3 separate regions of the Mus musculus genome follow, and all the other regions are linked to region 3. A link is a loop called in an ENCODE intact Hi-C map of the cell type or tissue named here. Cell type or tissue: heart. All regions are shown on one strand.

The links. Peaks named below come from ENCODE experiments on the same cell type or tissue, not always from the same donor. Only the 100,000 strongest peaks of a DNase experiment are listed, where the experiment ranks them.
Region 1: a loop joins it to region 3, with 1.9 times the contacts of the local background. A loop is called at or near these places in 1 of 42 quality-filtered maps.
Region 2: it touches region 3 in a loop (1.8-fold over the local background); 1 of 42 quality-filtered maps calls a loop at or near these places.

What each region holds. Positions count from the first base shown.
Region 1 is chr15:12,471,482-12,475,481 of GRCm38, reverse strand. The region is part of intron 3 of Pdzd2 (PDZ domain containing 2); the gene reads left to right. Among named protein-coding and RNA genes, the nearest start is that of Gm52211, 18 kb to the left of the region's middle. In heart, no CTCF peak of the experiment used is centred here; a DNase peak (open chromatin) is centred at 1,661.
Region 2 is chr15:12,547,878-12,551,877 of GRCm38, reverse strand. All of the region lies in intron 3 of Pdzd2 (PDZ domain containing 2), which reads left to right. Among named protein-coding and RNA genes, the nearest start is that of Gm52211, 58 kb to the right of the region's middle. In heart, CTCF peaks have their summits at 759 and 1,706; DNase peaks (open chromatin) are centred at 1,317, 1,727, 2,367 and 2,997; H3K4me3 peaks cover 1,755 bases; H3K27ac peaks cover 1,184 bases.
Region 3 is chr15:12,414,435-12,418,434 of GRCm38, reverse strand. The region is part of intron 8 of Pdzd2 (PDZ domain containing 2); the gene reads left to right. Among named protein-coding and RNA genes, the nearest start is that of Gm52211, 75 kb to the left of the region's middle. In heart, no CTCF peak of the experiment used is centred here; DNase peaks (open chromatin) are centred at 2,444 and 3,534.

The sequences.
Region 1 (4,000 bases), 57 kb before region 3:
CATATGCATGCTGTTGAAGAGAGTATGTTGTATAATTGGTTTGATTTGCTTGGCTCGTAGTTGTGTTCAGATCTGCTATTTTCTGATTTCCTCTGAAAGACTTGTCTCTGGTTGGAAATGGCACCTGGCAGTTCTCTGCTGTAAAACAGTTCGTTTCTCCCTTCAGAGCTGCTAAGGTACTTTATATAGCAGGTGCTCCAGTGTTGGGTCAAATGACAGTAGAAAAGAGCAGGTGTTGATTTTCTTAAAGGATGAACATTTGGAGAGACTAGAAAAAAAGACAGAAAATAAAGCCAGGTGTGGTTCATGCCCTAGCACTAGGGAGACAGAGACAGTTGGAGCTCATGTGAGTTCAAGGCCAGCCTGGTTTGCATATCAAGTTCCAGGTCAGCCAGGACTACATAGTGAAGCCTTGACTCAGGGAGGGGGAGGAAGAGAGGGAGATGTAACAACAACAACAAAAAGGTAGAGGATTCCAATAAATAAGAATATAAATAAAAGAGAAGTCATCACTGATACTACAAAAATAAACTACCAAGAGTCTGCGAACGGGGGCAGGCTGAAGAGATGGCTCAGTGGTTAAGAGGACTTGACTGTTTTCCCAGATATTAGGAGGTCAGTTCCCAGCACTTGTGTGCTGGCTTACAGCCATCCTAAACTGCACTTCCAGGGGAAAATGCACTTCAAGTGCCTCCTTTTGGCCTCCGTTGTTACTAGGCACATAAGCATGCATGCATACATATAAACATACATGCATGCAAGCTGAGCACTCAAACAAATAAAAATAAATAAATCCGTTTTTAAGAGCCATTGGACAATTCTCATAAATTGAAAGTTAAATCATTACAACATAAAGACTCTCAGCCGGGTGTCTCTTCGTGGGTAAAGGCAAGGTGCTACATTTGTACACAGTGGGCTAGTACTCATCCTTCAAAAGAAAGTGAATGTCATTTATGACATGGATGGATGCTATTATAAATGAACTAATAAGCCAGGTACAGAAACACAAGTAGCTCATGTTCTCACTTAAAAAGTTGGGCTGGAGAAATGGCTCAGTGGTAAAGAGTGCTGACTGCACTTCCAGAGGACCCAAGTTCAATTCCTAGCACCCACATGGCAGCTCACAACAGTCTGTAACTTCAGGCTCCAATACCCTCACACAGACATACATGCAGACAAAACACACAAAAGTGCACTTTTTTTTTTTTTTAACTCAGAGCTGCAGAGAATATAATGTAGTTGCCAAGGACTGGTGGAAGAAAAGTCAAGGCGACATTAATAGAAAAGTACAAAATTTCTGTGGGACAGAAATAATAAATTCTGGAGATCTGTTTTATACCGTGAGTCTTACTGGTGTGTTTTATAGATGGAAACTGCACAGATAATAGATCTTAAATGTCTTCTGCTACCAAGGAAAGCGTGTGATGCACCAGAGGGCTTCACTTCTCATTTCACAGAGCAAATGCATGTGCATCACGTTGTTTACATGTAAACACCATTTTTATTTATCGTGTCTCAATAAAGTTGGAAAAATAACAAAGATGAAATCACAAATAAAGGGAGGGCAAAAGTAACTGACTTTCCCATCACTCACTTAGTAAATGAGCGGACCGATCTGCCAGTTCCACTGACTGCCTTCTGTCCTGGCTGGCGGGAATCTCACCCGCCCATTCCCCGGGGAAAACCACACACACTTCCCATCCTACAAAAACAGTTCTCGAATCTCTTTCAGTCAAGGGTTCAGCAAGTTCCTAAAATTGCAGCTTTCCTCCCCTTGAACACCCCCACTCCCTCCAAGGACACCTTTCTGGAACTGGCACAGATGGCACAAAAGGCTCTCTGAAGAGACACCTCCTCTCTCACTGTTCCACTGACAGACTAGGTATAGAGTAGCAGCTTCCTGGTCTATCTTACAGATGTTGGTGGTCAGATAATGATGCTGCTAATAGTGACACTCATAAGGCCTGAAAGGTGAGGTCTGGGCAGGGCAAATGCCAGAGTCTCCAGTCATGTTCTTGACATGTCTGTCATACCTAACTAACAAGATTAGCATTCTGAATGCTATGAGAAATGAGGGAGTTGTTATCACATCAACAGATGCTCTGATAACTTGTCAAATACAGTAAGACAATGGGCAAAGAAAGAACAGTCATAGCACAGGTTAGCTCCCCCAGTAGTCTGTAAAGAAAGAACAGTTGTAGCACAGGTTAGCTCCCTCAGTAGTCTGTAAAGAAAGAACAGTTGTAGCACAGGTTATCTCCCTCAGTAGTTTGTAAAGAAAGAATAGTAGTAGCACAGGTTAGCTCCCTCAGTAGTCTGTAAAGAAAGAACAGTTGTAGCACAGGTTAGCTCCCCCAGTAGTCTGTAAAGAAAGAACAGTCGTAGCACAGGTTAGCTCCCTCAGTAGTCTGTAAAGAAGGAACAGTCGTAGCACAGGTTAGCTCCCTCAGTAGTCTGTAAAGGCAAGCAATAGACTTTCTTCTCATCTTCATTGCTCTTTAGCAATCTGTTCCGTGTGCTGGGTGAGGAGATGGGGTAAGATAACAGCACCCTTGATACCTCCTGACTCCTGACACAGAAGCCGTCACCAATCACTCAGGAGCCCTGACTCTGACACCACCTCAGGCTCCCACCCTCGCCTCAGTGGGCAAGCAGTGCTGGAAAGTAGCCAGCAGTTGACCAAGACCTTCCAGAGGGTTGTGACATTGTAAAGGATAATAATGGGTCACACCTTCAATGTGTGAATGAAAACTAGCAAGTGATAGTGTGGCTTAAAGATGTTCTTCTGAAAGAGAACGGTTTGGGAGCACAGACTGAATGCATGAGAGGACAGGTACATGGGCTTGTGAGTTGGACATGTAGGTTCCATCAGATGATCAGCTCTGTCCTCTAGGGGGGATGGGGGAGTTTCCCTCATTCCGGGATCTTAACCCCATCCACCTAGATTTCACTTCATGAGCACGTGGGGGATCAGTGGTTAGACCGGAAGCAAAAGAAATGCTCATGATTGAAGTTGTTGAAGAGCATAGCAGTGATGGTCTCTCTGTCTCTCTCAAGAGTCCCCACCCCATCCCACCCCAGCCACACACACAGTGCACGTACATCATCCTGTGACTTAGGAGGTGGAGGCAATAGAATCAGAAGCTTAAGGGTAGCCTTGGCTAGCTAGATGGTGAGTTGGAGAGCAGCCTCGGCTACATGAAACCCTGCCTCAAACAAACAGTACCTCTAAACGTTTAATTAAGTTAGACTCATCTAATTCAAGTCTTACCCTGAGGCTAGTGGGATGGCTTAGCCGGTAAAGGGGCCTCCTAACCCGACCATCTTCCTGTCTTGTTCATTCTTCTCAGTCTCAGAGACAAAAGATTCCCTCTTCATTAGGATCCTAACTAAGCACATTAGGATCCTAAGTTGTTTTTTCCCATTTCTTAAAGTGAGAATATTCACATTTTAAAGCTAAGAATGCATGCCACAGCTTTTCTTTGGGATTACTGGATCTCCAGACATTCCCTGAACACTTTGGCGACGCTGTTAATTAAAGTAAGTGCTATTCAAATGCAGCACTGGAATGGTGCATCTAATAAACGGAGGTGGCTAAGCAAGCAATCACGGGGCGGTAGTGTATACAGCAGGGATACACCAGACAGAGAGGAGATCTGCATCCCGAGCCAAGCAGAGCAGGGCGGATAGAGACTGTGTTACTCGGGACAGTGAACTGCTAGAACAAGCTGTTCATTTCTAGAGTTTTTCATTTAACATCTTCGGACCTTAGTTGAGTGTAAGGAGTTGGAGCGCAGAGAGAGATCCCAGCTACAGGGGAACCACTGTGTGCTTTGAGAAGTGATTCCACGTCACAGCTGGGAACCTTCGCTCACATCCTGTCCTACAGACATTAAACATGGCCATTTTAAAACACACCAGGAAATCTTACATAATTAAAGTTCAAAAATTCCTAACATGGAAGATTTAGGACAGAGGGGTTGGTTGGGTTTTCTGCTGC
Region 2 (4,000 bases), 130 kb before region 3:
TATCATTTAAGCTGCAAAATTGAGTTTCATGAAAATAAAATTAAATGAATAATGGTTTGGAATTAGGACAGAACTTACAGTAACTTCTGAAATACCCTAAACATACTTCTGCCATCTTAATACTACATTTTTTGCTTTGCTTTTTTTTTTTTTTTTTTGAGACAGGGGTCTCACTACATAGCCTTGGCTGACTGTAGATCAGGCTGGCCACAAACACATAGACCTCTGCCTGCCTCTGCTTCCACACGCTGGGATTAAAGATGTGCTCTCTCCATCTCACCTGGCCCGCTCTTTCTGTGAAACAGTTGCCTCGGCACTGACTATAACGTATCAAACAACTCTGGAAAAAGCTTAGGGTACCCAGTGTCCTGCAAGATTTGATTCTTTCTGTAAAAAGTAAACAAGCTAACCCATCTCATTAGCATACAGATTTGCTTTCACCTTTAATAAAGGCAAAATTATCTGTCCACCAAAGAATTGTTTTCATGAATTCCTTTATGCTGTATTATCAGTAAATGTTTGATTTGTATATCTAAATTATACACCTACATATCCAAGACTGTGGATACACACATATACATATACTTTCTCCAGCTAAAAGGAGTTGCAAGTGGAAAAAAAAAGTTTACAAAGTTTGATTGTCTGGAAGCCAGAGGCTTTTCTGTTAAGGGTGGAAATGCAGGACCCTTTTCTGAAGTCATGAAGTCTTTTGAGGAATTGGCTCACAAAGCTCCTGACACACAGCCTTCCAGGGACCTCCACCAGGTGGTGTTGGCTACAGGGACTCACATTTTGAGATAAACTATCAAAGAAGGAAGGCCACAGTCTGGCTTTCCTACCTGTTTCTGTTTTGCTCTTAACGCAGGTCTTAATGAAGCAGCTGGGGGGGGGGGTCCTAATCCGAGGACTGGTAATTGGTAATTTTGGTAATTACTTACCGTGTGCTCCTGGGCAGATTCTGTGAGTGGGCAGACTTCCAGCCCTGACTTGACATGGGCTGGCCTCTCCTATTCTCTAATTACCCATCCCAGTAGCAGTATTGGTACGGGGATTGCGGCCTTCCTCCATTATAATTAATCGCATCAAATTCCCAAAGATTTGTCCTTTGCGAAGCTCATTTTCTTTCGTGGGCTGCGGGATGTTCAGGAAGAGCTCGATAGCTTGAAGATAGAGGGTGAAGCGGAACTGTACAAGGTTTTGATACAAGTCCAAGGAGCTGGGAGGGTGTGTGCCTGTCGGTGCAAGTCCCAGGAGGGAGGCATAGGGCTGCAGTGAGCTGGTTTGTGCTGGCATTCCTGCATTTAACCCCGGGAGCTCACTCTATCCCTAGCTCTACTCCTACCTGGAGCACCAAGTTGGAGCCCTTCAGAGCCAGGTGAAACGTGTTTTGTTTGAGCAGAAGGTTCCTTAATGGTTTGAGGTTTGGCACAGCAAGAGCTTTTACGTTTCAACAAGTGTTAGGAATGGAAACATAGAACTAAAATACAATTGAAGTTTTGAAAAGCCATGGAATGATGGGGCGGGGCGGAGTGGAGGTCCCCTCAGCCTTCTCCTACTTTTAAAGAAAAGCAAACATTGTTTTCCTAAGCCTTCTTGCATTCTCATTAATTTAAGACAGGAAGCCTTCGGTGGGTGTGACATAAACAAGTTGGCCCTCGTGGGTCGGGCTTCCTCATCAGTTTGCAGCTGGAGAAATGGCTGAGCTGCCCAAGCCCATTCCGGCCTCTCGGGGGATGACTTGTTGACTGAGCCCTGCAGAAGGTGGGAGGGGCAGGCGAGCGGAGAAGGTATAAAGGAAATGCTTTAGCCGTGCAGTCACTGGCGATTGTAATTCAGGGGTGGTGAGTTTGGTTATTCCAACAGAAGGAATCTGATTTGGAGTTTCTGGAAAGTTCCCGGACATCCCGCCGGGTAGGATAGTTGTGATTTTAGTTGGGAGGGTGTGGTGGTTCATGCGCCCCCCACAAGAAGCCAGGCTTCTGCTGATGGTGAAGAGGAGCAGTCATGAAATGAATGATGTCAGGAGATGCAGCTTCTTAGCTTGTAGGAGAACTCCAGCCAGAGTGGGGGTATCTGGATGGTAAGGAGTGGGGGAGCGGTTAACCCCCTTTCACCGCAGGAAGCTCCCGCGCTCTAGATGTAAACAAAAGTGTCTGAAAGAGAAGCCCCAAACTCCGTGCAACCCTCCGGGCGCGGTTTCCTTTTCCCTGCAGAGGACGGGGTGAAGGGGAAAGGACTCTGGAATGCCGTGGAGTTTTGACAAGTGAGAGTCGGGCTAGGATTGCATTACAGCCTTTTCATAACCCCCTCCACCCGCCGAGCAGGGAGGGCTCCTCCCGCACATCCGTAGCCCGCGGAGAGGAGCATTGGAGAAGTCCTGCAGGAGCAGAGGCTTGGGACTGCAGGACAGCCCGGGGGACCTGGGGAGGGCAGTGTCCCCCGCAAAGCCTGCCTCGCCCCGCCTCGCCTCGCCCTGCCCTGTGCCGGGGGCTGCTAGCAGGTGCTCGGGCTAATGACAGGTCTCACTCAGCTCAGCTTCAACGGATTACCCGGAGGCCAGCTGCTCCTGTCCCCAAGGCTCCCGGAGGAGCTGAGGGAAGAGATCTGAGAGAAAGCTTCTAGAGGTGACTTCGAAACTGGAGGTAAGAATCTAACGGGGAAAAAAAAGAAAAAGAAAAAGCCCAGGCCTTTCGACCTGAGGTGCATACGGAGGCTGGATCTACCAATGTGAGAATTTAACCACAGCCTCCCAGAAATGAGCGGCTACCTGACAGCTTGTGACTTTCTATTTGGGGGTTTGCATGCCTGGGAAGTCAAAAAAAAAAAAAAAAGTGGTTTGTATTCACTGGGAGGAGCGATTTGGAACTGGTTTGTCAATAACTGGATGTAAAGAGGCAACCTGTGAGTGTCTCTGTGTGTCTATGTGTGTGTATTGCGGTGGAAGCAGTCCTTCGGTCCTTGGACCTTTCTCCTGGCTTTTGGTTAGCTTCTGGTTAGCTTTGTTAGCCAAAGGTTTCCTCTCCCAAAGGGAGAGTTTCGATGTTTCCACATACAAGGCTGTCATCTCCTCTGGGGATAGGTCTTTGCCCCAAATTACTAAACAGTGTGCTTGAACAACAACCCTATTCACTGATTATGCAAACTTTTTTGACTAGATTACCCAGAAGTTAAAAAAATAATAATAATGAAGAATGCTTAAAAAGAGGATAGTTTTGGTTTTTGTTTTTTTTTTTTTTTTTTTTTTTTTTTTAGTTTTTGGGATTTTTTGTTTTTTGTTTTTCTATTTTTTGGATGTTTGTCCCTCCTTCCTTCCTTCCTTCCTTCCTTTCTTTTTCTTTTTTCCTTCTTTCTTTCTTCCTTTTTGAATCAGGGACTCCCTCAGTATGTAGCCCAGGCTGCCCTTGGACTTGTGAACCTCCTACCTAAGTCTCCAGTTCTGGGTTATAGTTGTGAACTGTCTCTGGTCCTAGTTCAGTGGGTAGCTTAGAAGTAGAAAGAGTGAAGTGACTTCAAGTGACAAGAATAGAAAATGGAGAGAAGTGTTTCTTTTTTTTAAGGTTTATTTACATATTTTATGTATATGAGTGCTCTGTCTTCATGCACACCAGAAGAGAGCATCAGATTCCGCCACAGATGGTTGTGAGCCACCATGTGGGTGCTGGGAATTGAACTCAGGACCTCTGCAAAAGTAGCCAGGGCTCTTAACCATTGAGCCATCTCTCCAGCCCCAGAGAGAAAAGTTCCTGAGAATATAAACATCTTTTTTCTTTCTATAAACTAGGTCTAGCTGAATATGACAGGGAGCATAATCTATATAAAATACAGTGCTATAACTGTTTTTGCATAAACTCACGTTATAGGTGAATTTCAAAGTAACTTGGGATGCAAAATTCTCAGCTCTCCAGTAATACCTCCACTCTCTCTAGGAAGTACTGTGGGACCCCCCCCAGGTGACGTTCAGAGTTTTGTAGAAGGAGGCTCCCTTGGGTTCTATAGGAAA
Region 3 (4,000 bases):
GGAATTCCCCAGGGCCTTACTGACTAGCCTGTCTATCTGAAACAGCAAACTCAGAGTTTAGTAAGAGACCTGAACTTAAAACAGAGGTGAAGAGCAAAAGGGAGGACATTTGCCATCAACCTCTGGCCTTTTACTAGACACACACACACACACGGATATACTGTACAGAAACAATGTGTAGATAGCAAACATCTGACAGCATTCATCTCTGGCTGGTTCCATATGCACATGCATATACTGCATGCGTGTGCACGTATACCACCCACAGTAAATTAAATAAATGGTGCAGAATAATTGAGAAACACATCTACTGTCAACCTCTAGCCTCTACACACCTGTGGATGTGCATACTCCCACCCATGTGTGTGCACACATGCATGTAGCACATGTACACTTAAGATATAGACTGAATTCATTGCTGTCTACTCCTTACTTACTATTATGCTCAACTTTCCCTGCATTTAAAAAAAAATGTATTAGGGCTGGCAAGATGGCTCAGCAGGTGAGAGCACTGACTGCTCTTCCGAAGGTCCTGAGTTCAAATCCCAGCAACCACATGGTGGCTCTTAAAGAGATCTGATACAGTGTACTTAGATATAATAACAAATACATCTTTTTAAAAATGTATTAAAGCTTTTTTATGGTCTCCAAATGTGTCAAGGGCTCCTTCCTGGCACAGCACCTACTGGCCTAGTAGTTAGCTTGACTCTGGCTACTCACTCATAAGCATCTGGAAAGGGAGGCAGAACTTAGCTTTGAGCCCTTAGCTGTTGGTAGCCTTGTACCCTAAGTCCATTTTAAACCTCCTTCCCTCAACTTCCATTCCAACAGCTGTCCGAGAGAGTCGCTACCCTGTCTTTGACAGATTGAGTAATGTTCTTATTTTATCATTTACTTATTTATTTTCGTTCTTTCTTATTTATTTCTGCAGACGTGTGTGTATGTCATTTATAAGTAATGAGGTTTTGACTTGTGCACGCTGTGGCACAAGTACGGAGCCAGGGGACAATTTGGGCTTGATTGCGTTCCTTCTACTTTGAACTCAGGTCATCAGGATTGCACAGTGAGTGCTTAAACCACAGAGCTATCTTGCTGCTACCCCCGCTCCCCCAAGTCTTATTTTTAACCCACAGAAAGACACTCAACACAAGGCATTATCTGTTAACGTCCCCCATTCCATTGTTTTCTTCTGCACCCAGATCCCTGGGGAGGAAAGGGGGAGCCAAGAGTACCTGCCCCTGTCACCTGGCCTTCTGTCTTTATTCTCAGAGAAGATAAATAGCATGGGTCCATGAAGTGGAATACCTTAAGGCTCCATTTGCAAAAATGAGTTATTTTGTATCGATCAATGGGAATGATTAGGCGGCATCGTGTTGAAATGAGCAGTAGAGGCTGACTTTTGCCAGAAAGGGCTAGCATCTGGGAGAGAGGCCTGCAGAGACTCTCTGAAGGCTCTCACCTCAGGGCGACAAGCAGCACCCCACCAGGAGCTCTGAGAGAGGCCCCTTTAAACCTGTGTGCAGAAAAGAGGCAGTGGTCAGCTTGCCAGAGTTGATCGACCCTGTATAATCAGTTCCCAGGGAGGCTCTCCAAGTTCTGGAGAGACGCAAGGACCTTTGAAACCTCTGTTGTCACATTCCTTATTTTATAGATGAGGTCCAAGCAGCTAAGGAAATCCCAAAGGTCATTGGGTAGGAGCCAGGAATAGGACCTACGTTCCAGACAGTTCTTCCTACCGACTTCCCGTGTGGAAGGCGTTCTGGATTCAGATGGGGGTGGGGCAAGTGTCTCAGAGACCTTCTAGATGTCTGGTTTTTCAAACCGTGTCCATATTGTCAATTTGGAACCAGGAACACATTTAGCTGATAACCAATGCAGGGTTGGGCCACTGTTTGCCACGAGGGGATCTCGCCTTCTCAAGCGATCCAAGCCTGTGGTAGGGAAACATGGGGTAGGGGAGGAAGCGTGCACAGGTATCAGCCAGAACTGGGTTCAGTTTCCAGCTCCATCCATGAGACAAGGGATGTGGGACCAGTGTCTTCTATGGGCCTCAGCTTCTTCATCTGTGAGGGAGGATCACACTGTGCCCATGTTCTTCCAGGAAATGTGAGTCCTCTATGAGCCCAGCCTTTTGGAAGACTCATGGGAGAATGTGTTTAGCTCTGCTGTTCCAAAGCCTGCCAGCCATGGGCCCTTCCCTCCGAAGCACCCATTGTTTGTATTGTTGAAGCCATTAATATTATGGTCATGATTTTCATGTTCATTCTTAATGTTTCTATCCTCTTTGCCCTCTCAAGAGGGGAAAATGATGTTTGAATGGCTTCAGACAGGAAGGCCTTCGTGAGAACTCTCAGTCTCCTGGGAAGGCAACCCGCACGTACGCTTGGTGGCTGCTTAGACGATGCACATACACATTCAAGCAGCAGAGCAGCCGGAAGTCTCTGGACTGTGTGCCGGTAGATGCATTCAGAAACAGCAGGATAAAGGAAGCCCTGGTAGAAAGAAGCCTGGAGACCAGTCGTCTAGACGTGGAGGAGAAGAGTGGGAGATTTTTCCAGGCAGTCAGGGAGAATGAAAGATATTTTGGGCAACTGTTTTTAATCCTCTCTTATTTGAGAGGCTAATCTTTGACGGTAATAATGATCTGGTCTAGCCAAACTTGGCAAGTGTGCGTAGGGGAAGGACTGCAGGCTGTTGAGGTGGGAGGTGATGGTGGTGTGCACAAAGTTGGGTAAACCCGTGATATTTATATTCTCAGTTCTGGAAATGAGTACAGAGGTGGACAGGTCCTTGGCAGCCAGCGGGATAGAACGCATTCATGCGGTAGGGGGTAGGAAGAGGAGGCTGGCAGCTTAACCTGGAGACATGTTAAAGAAACTCGGAGAACAGGGCTTTCACAGTGCTGTGAACTGCTTCACTCTAAAGACCTTTGCATTATAGGAGTCTGTGTGGTTTGGGGTTTTTTGAGACAGGGTTTCTCTATGTAGCCACGGCTGTCCTGGAGTTCACTCTGTACACGGGACTCTTGAGTTCTGCTTGCCTTTGCCTCCCCAAGTGCTGGGATTAAAGGCATTGTCTTATGGTCTCCCAGGTTATCTGGGTTTGTTTGTTTGTTATATGAGTACTCTGTAGCTGTCTTCAGACACACCAGAAGAGGGCATTGGATGCCCATTACAGATGGTTGTGAGCCACCATGTGGTTGCTGGGAATTGAACTCAGGGCCTCTGGAAGAACCGCTGAGCCATCTCTCTAGCCCAAATTTAAAATAAAAATAAAAAATATATGAATACATGTGTATCTGCCTAGAGAGGTGAGAGAGGTAAGGGCCCTCCTGAAACTGGAGTTGCAGAAAGCTGGGAGCTGCTTAATGCAGGTGCTGGAACCCAGCCTCAGGTCGTCTGCAAGAACAATAATGTGAGTGAGCCATTTTGCCAGCCCTGCCTGGGAGGTTTGGCTTCCATGGGATCCTCTTGGGTCTGCCTTCCAGATCTGGGTGTTTGTTTCATGTTCCTCTTGCATGAGTCACTGCGGATCCACACATCTTAGGGTGTTATCAGCGGGTGCTACCGTCTGTGGGTTCTCTCCTGATGATGACAGGTGCCTCCCGGTCAACTCAGAAGGGATTTTCTTCTAGTAAATCTTTTTTCAGATGAGTAAGCGTGCCAAGAAAGATTAATCTGGCCCATGAATTACTAAGTTATGAATTATTGTTCCAGCCATTTCCATGAGGGCTTTGCCCAGTCTGGCTCCAGAAGGACTCAAGCAACAACATCTTTCATTTCACAGAATGTTTTTTCAAATATGCTAGCCCAGGTTTTTCTCGCTGCCTGCCTCTCCTCTTGCCAGCAGGGACCTCCTTTAACTTCAGGACTTTTGACTTATCCGTGTTAACCTCATAAGTTTGTGATCTTTTTAAATGCAAAGCTTTCCTTGGCTGCAAAGGGGTTTCAGACATTTGAAAAAGCCCACTTTCACACAGTGAATGTTTAGCATTTGAAAA